Linked DNA regions of Homo sapiens: region 2 is linked to region 1. The links are chromatin contacts, found by Hi-C in ENCODE. All regions are on one chromosome and are shown on one strand. The core of a region is the stretch at or near the end of the contact, and the rest is flanking DNA. Distances in the headings are between cores, read along the strand shown. Region 1 has its middle 27 kb from the start of KY. Region 2 holds the start of EPHB1 (EPH receptor B1).

The links. Hi-C counts contacts between places; a loop is a spot of excess contacts on that map. Pooled maps may share reads with other maps.
Region 2: a pooled map shows a loop between it and region 1 (2.1-fold over the local background). The contact joins the promoter of EPHB1 here to the enhancer-like site in region 1. A Hi-C loop is called at or near these places in 1 of 50 pooled maps.

Annotation. Positions count from the first base shown.
Region 1 is chr3:134,676,479-134,679,205 of GRCh38, forward strand. It overlaps a transcript of CEP63 not described here. Among named protein-coding and RNA genes, the nearest start is that of KY, 27 kb to the left of the region's middle. Within about 2 kb of position 1,358, at least 2 of the 41 ENCODE cell types and tissues checked have a DNase peak (open chromatin) inside an H3K27ac peak, as active enhancers do.
Region 2 is chr3:134,793,948-134,796,674 of GRCh38, forward strand. EPHB1 (EPH receptor B1) reads left to right here and starts at 1,313. Exons shown (of 16, transcript NM_004441.5): 1 at 1,313-1,742. The coding sequence starts at 1,685. RefSeq lists enhancers at 829-1,038, 1,100-1,394, 1,439-1,488, 1,499-1,688.

The DNA of each region.
Region 1 (2,727 bases), core at 108-2,607:
ACAAAAATGTTCTGAAGTTAGACAGTGGTGATAGTTACACAAACTTGTTAATATAACAAATAGTGATTGTAAAGAAAAACAAATTGTAAGGGTGAATTTTATGGTATGTGAACCGCATCTCAATTTTTAAAAAGAGAATATTAAAAGTGAGTCTGTCTGAGAACGGGGTCAACAGTGAGGAATTGAGGACAGGAGATGGAGAAGGAGAAACAGGATCCCATGATATCACTTGAGCCCCTATAATCAGTTGTGCCAGAAGTCAGACTACCTTGGAATGTGTCAGTTATGTGAGCCAACACATTCCCTGCTTCCTAGGTTGGGGTGGGTCGGATTTTCTATCGCTTACCCCCAGAGGAACCTAGCCTGGCAGACATGTCCTGTGCCTTCCTCTGGGCAACGCTGTTTCCTTCTGCATTTCCATCTCCACGTATTGGCTCCTCGCTCATGCTTCTTCCACTAGAAAAATAGTTCTCCCGGCCAGGTGCAGTGGTTCACGCCTGTAATCCCAGCACTTTGGGAGGCCGAGGCAGGTGGTTCACGAAGTCAGGAGTTTGAGACCAGCCTGACCAACATGGTGAAACCCCGTCTCTATTAAAAATACCAAAAAAATTAGCTGGGCGTGGTGGTGCGTGCCTGTAATCCCAGCTACTGAGGAAGCTGAGGCAGGAGAATTGCTTGAACCCGGCAGGAGAATTGCTTGAACCCGGCAGGCGGAGGTTGCAGTGAGCGCAGATGGCGCCATTGCACTCCAGCCTGGGCAACAGAGAGAGACTCCATCTCAAAAAAAAGTTCTCCCTTGACTTTACTTCGCACCCTTTTCTCTTCCTCATTTCACTCAAATCTCCCAAAGAGTGGTCATCCACACTTGCTGTTTCCGTTTCCATGTGTTTACCTCTGAACCCTCTTCTTCTGGGTCCTGCCCCACACTGCGCGGGCACTCTACTGCTCCCCTGTGGCCACATGCAGCAGGTGCACCTTCATGGTCCTCTTGTGCTTGTCCCACAGGGTTGGTGCCCACCTACCTCCATCTGGGGGAGCTCTGAGTTCTCTGGGCTTCCCTTTGACCTTGCTCCTCAGCTTCCTCGATGGCCCCTGATTTCTCTGCTCATTCCTGGACATTTGTGCCTCACTGACTCTGGCTAGGGCTAGGGTTAGGGTGAGGGTTAACCCTAACTGCTCTCATCTTCTCCTCCTTCTCCCTGGGCTGCTGCCTCCATGCTCAGGACTTTGAGCTCCATTCCTCATGACTGAATCCCTTGCCTGAGATTCAGATTAGCCCTCCCCTGTTCCCCACTTGTTTGGAAGCACCCCCATGGACGCAGTCACTCATGCTGGCAACATTCCTCCTCCCTCTCCTTCCCTTCACATAGTCATGCAGTCACCAAGTCACGCCGTGTCCCAAGTATTCCTGGCATGCTTTCTCTCTCCACGTCCCTATCACTACCACCCTCTGTGCCAGTCTGCTTGCTGGTCTCTTTGTCTCCAGTCTTCTCCCCTCCAGTTCCCCTTCTTGCACTTGATTTTAAAACACAAATCTCAGTATGCCACTCCCTGCTCAAACCCACAGGGGTTCAAGTGCAAGCCTTTGGCAGGGCACCTGGGCCACCTGGTGCTGGGCTCCCACCTGCTTCTCAGATGCCCTCCCGCTGCCTCTGCTCATGCTGTGCTCCTCCAGCCCAGAGCTGCTTGTTGGTAGCCACAGGGAACATGCTGCCCTGTTTCTCTCTGTGATGTGTTGCTCTCCTGCCCTCCGCTCCTTCCTGACACATTCCTATTTCCCTTAAGACTGGGCCAGGTGACAACTTCTTGGAAATACTTTTCTGGACACCCCACTCCAAGTCCATCCTCTCTGTACCCCCACCCAGGCCAGGTCATGTGCTCTTCCTCTGGTTTCCACAACCCTCTGGACTTGTCTCTATGAGTCTATTACATTGTTTAAATAGGCTTCACATCTATGCTGTGTGCTTCTGGAAGGAAAGGCTGTGCATGTTCCTGGTGCCTAGTGTAATGCCCAGCCCTCACCAGCTGCTCAATGAGTGTTTAATGAATGCTGGAGTGAACCATAACAGCTAACACTCTCCAGCCACTCACTGTGTTTCAGGTACTGCTCCAAAACCTCTTTATATATTAACTCATTTAAATCCCTCAACACTTATGAAGTGGGTTCTATAAGTGTCCTCATTTTACAGATGAGGATACCAAGGCACAAGGAGGCTAAGCAACTTACCCAAGGTAGTGCAGCTAGATTCAAGCCTAGCTCTAGGGACTTGACCCATACCCACCTCACTGTGCTGCTGCTACAGCTCTGCCTGCATCCCATGCTGACTTCTGCTCATGCACCCCCTCCACTTGGAATGTTAGTGGCTGATCACCTTCTCCACCTGGTTCAAGACCCAGCTGAGGCCCTGAGCTTGCTGGCACAGTGCAAATGGGCCCCTAACATATGACATTCATTGTAACAAAGAATAGTTCCCCCAGAGCTCATTCAGGTCTCAGTACAAATTGTCTTGTAGCCTGACAAAGAAAGCTGGTGATGTATAGACCCATTGTATACTGGGTGTTAAGAGATATCACCATTGACATCCATGCTTTTGGAAATGTCATCTTTTTTGTTGGAGGATGGTAGTTTACTCAAAAGGAAAAAGAAACATATATTTTAATATTTTTCATTTATTTGATATAATTATAGTTTATATAATGCTGCCATTTATTTGCTTTATCTTATTT
Region 2 (2,727 bases), core at 63-2,562, 120 kb after region 1:
ACACGCAGAGGTGGGGGGTGTGGGGAACTGATTTAGAAAAGCCCAGAAAGGAGAGTCATCCCAAAGGGAAATATCGCATCTGCCCACTGTTAGCTCATTAACAGACCAGGGGAAAGGATTGGTGCCTCCAAGGTGAGAGGCGTAGGAGGAGGGGTGGGGAACCTAACGGGTCATCCCTGACCCTGTAGGACCAGACTATCATCAGGTATGTAGGGGGGGCGGGAGAGGAGGGAAGGACACATCTCCAGCATAACATATAACAGCCTCAAGGTGAGTTTCTGATTTAGAACCCTTGACCATCTCCAGAAACAGGAAGATAAAGTGTAGCTGTGAGAGCTGAGCCTGGGAGAATTGCTCCTATCTCCAAGGCTGCATCCCCAGTTGCTGCCTAAGTCCTTCCCACCCACACTGAAGGCCTGGCCCACAGCAACAGTGCACCTCGCCTTGCACCGGCCTGGGAGAGCCCTCTTGCAGGCTTTGCTGTTTTATAGCTGACTGTGTGACTCCTGGTCTCCCCACGCTGAGCTGTCCTCTGGGGTCAGGGCCCTCTGTGGAAGTTCACAATGCACTGGGAAGTGAACACCAAAGGCAACCAGAGGCTTCTGCAGAAAAAGAACTGCGAAACGTTGGACAGGAAGCAAATCCGGTTCCCTGTGGACCCTGGAGCAAGTGCCCACAGGTTATCTGAACAGTATTCATTCTTTCGACGGACATGTACTATGCCTCCCGCAGGCCAGGCACTGTTCTGTGAACTGTGGATTCTGTAGTGAACAAAATAGACAAGAATCCGAAAATGGTGACCCCATTTTAATGAGGGAGAGACCCCACGATAAACAAAATCGATTAGTAAATACCAACCCATGCTAGAGAGTGAAGAGCTCTGGAGGAGAGGCACGGGTGCGCCCCTGGAGTTGCTCTAAACAGGGTAGGCAGGGTGCTCTTGTCACAGAGAAGATGAACGAAGGCTCGTTTGATCATTTAAAGCGGATCCAGTCCTGGGTGGGATGTAAGGGCACGAGGCCTCCCCAGCTCCTTCGCTGGGCACCCTATGGGGGGACAGGGTGAGTTGGGCGGGCCGCTGCGGTTCTCCGAGAGCACCACGAGGGGGAGCCCGGACCCCTCCTAGCGCCTTCCGAGCCCTCCCGCACAGCCTTGCAAGCAAAAGTTTTTCTTAAACTAACAATGCCAGTGTAAGGAGGTGCTCGCGCCTGATTGGCCGGGGGAATTTTGCAGGTTTGATTCCTTGATTGGACAGGAGGTGTTAGGGGTGGGGAGAGAGCTGATGGTGGGGGATCCCGCTCCCTCCCGCGTCAGTCTGGCCGGCTCCGTCCTCCCGTAGGCTCCGCTGTAGCTAGCAATGTGACACCAGGACGCACTCGCTCTCGCGCGCTCTCCCAGGCTCGTTCTCCCTCGCCCTCTCTCTCTCACACACGCACGCACACACCCACCTCTCCCATAAACACACACACACACATGCACACCCACACCCACGCGCGCCCGCACCGCCCCACGCGCACACACTCCTGCCCACGCCCACGCAGCGCTCCGGGAAGTCCGGTCCGGGCGAGAGCGCGAAAGGATACCGAGAAGCCACCCGCGGAGAGCGCAGCGGCGCCCTGGGACGCGGCGCTCTCCCGGCGCTGCTGCCTCGGCTTGGTCTCGGCCTGCGGGCCGTCGGCCGGCGATGGCCCTGGATTATCTACTACTGCTCCTCCTGGCATCCGCAGTGGCTGCGATGGAAGGTAACGTACCCTCCACGGAGCAAGTTGGCTGCTGGTGCCGGCCGCCTTGGGACTGCTGTGCTCCGCGGTTCGCGGGGTTCCTCTGGCTGCTTTGCGGTGCAGGCATCCCGGGACCCGAGGGCAAGGAGGTTTGGGAGCCTCGGCCGCTGCCGAGCGCGGGGCTTGGGCGGCACCCACCAGAGCGCCCCCGGCTGGCTCTTAGCGCCCGAAACTGGCTCGCGAGTCCCCCGGCTTCCTCGCCCCGGCACTCCCTGGTAGCCTCGGTCTCCCGCAGCCCCCGCTCGGAGAGCTCGGAGCCCGCTGCATTGCGGTGCATGCTCCTTAGCTCTGGGGCAGAGCCAGAGCTGGGCGTTGGGGAGAAAGGGGTGCCTCTGGCCATCCGGCTCCTGGAGTACTGGCGCCCGTCTGCTCCCAGGCACGGATACGCTTCTGAGCAGCCGCGCGCCACCTCCTTTTCTCCAGCTCGCAGTCCACGGGCTAGTGGACTCTGCTTGGCGTGCAAGCACTGCGCGCGGGGGCCGGAGAAGCTCTGCCGTGGTATCCCGCAAGTGGCCGCCGAAGGAGAGGGGTGGAGTTCATTGGCCGTACCCTTGGGGACCAGTCTGGTGGTCCGGGCGCCTGCGGGACTGCAGGTTTCCAGGGTCAGTCGGGGAGAGGTGGAAACCCTTTTCGCCTCTTGAGCCTTGGAACAGGAGTGGGCTGGGGTGAGTGGTCGGTCCTACCTAAAGTCTCCCAGCCTCTCCACCACCCCGGAGAGGATACTCGGCGGCCGGGAGTCGTCGGGCAGCGTCACTCTCTGCCAGCTCAGACTTGGCGGTGCCTCCGGCTTGGTGGCTGGGAAAGCGCGCTCCAAAGACACCGTGCCCGGCGCAGCGGGGAGCCTGGGCGCTCGGTAGCGCTCGCGAATCCCTGTGGGAAATCCCGGCCCAGCTCCCCGCCTCCCGCCCCTTCCCCCGCCTCTGTTCTTCGCAGCCTAGCAGCGGCC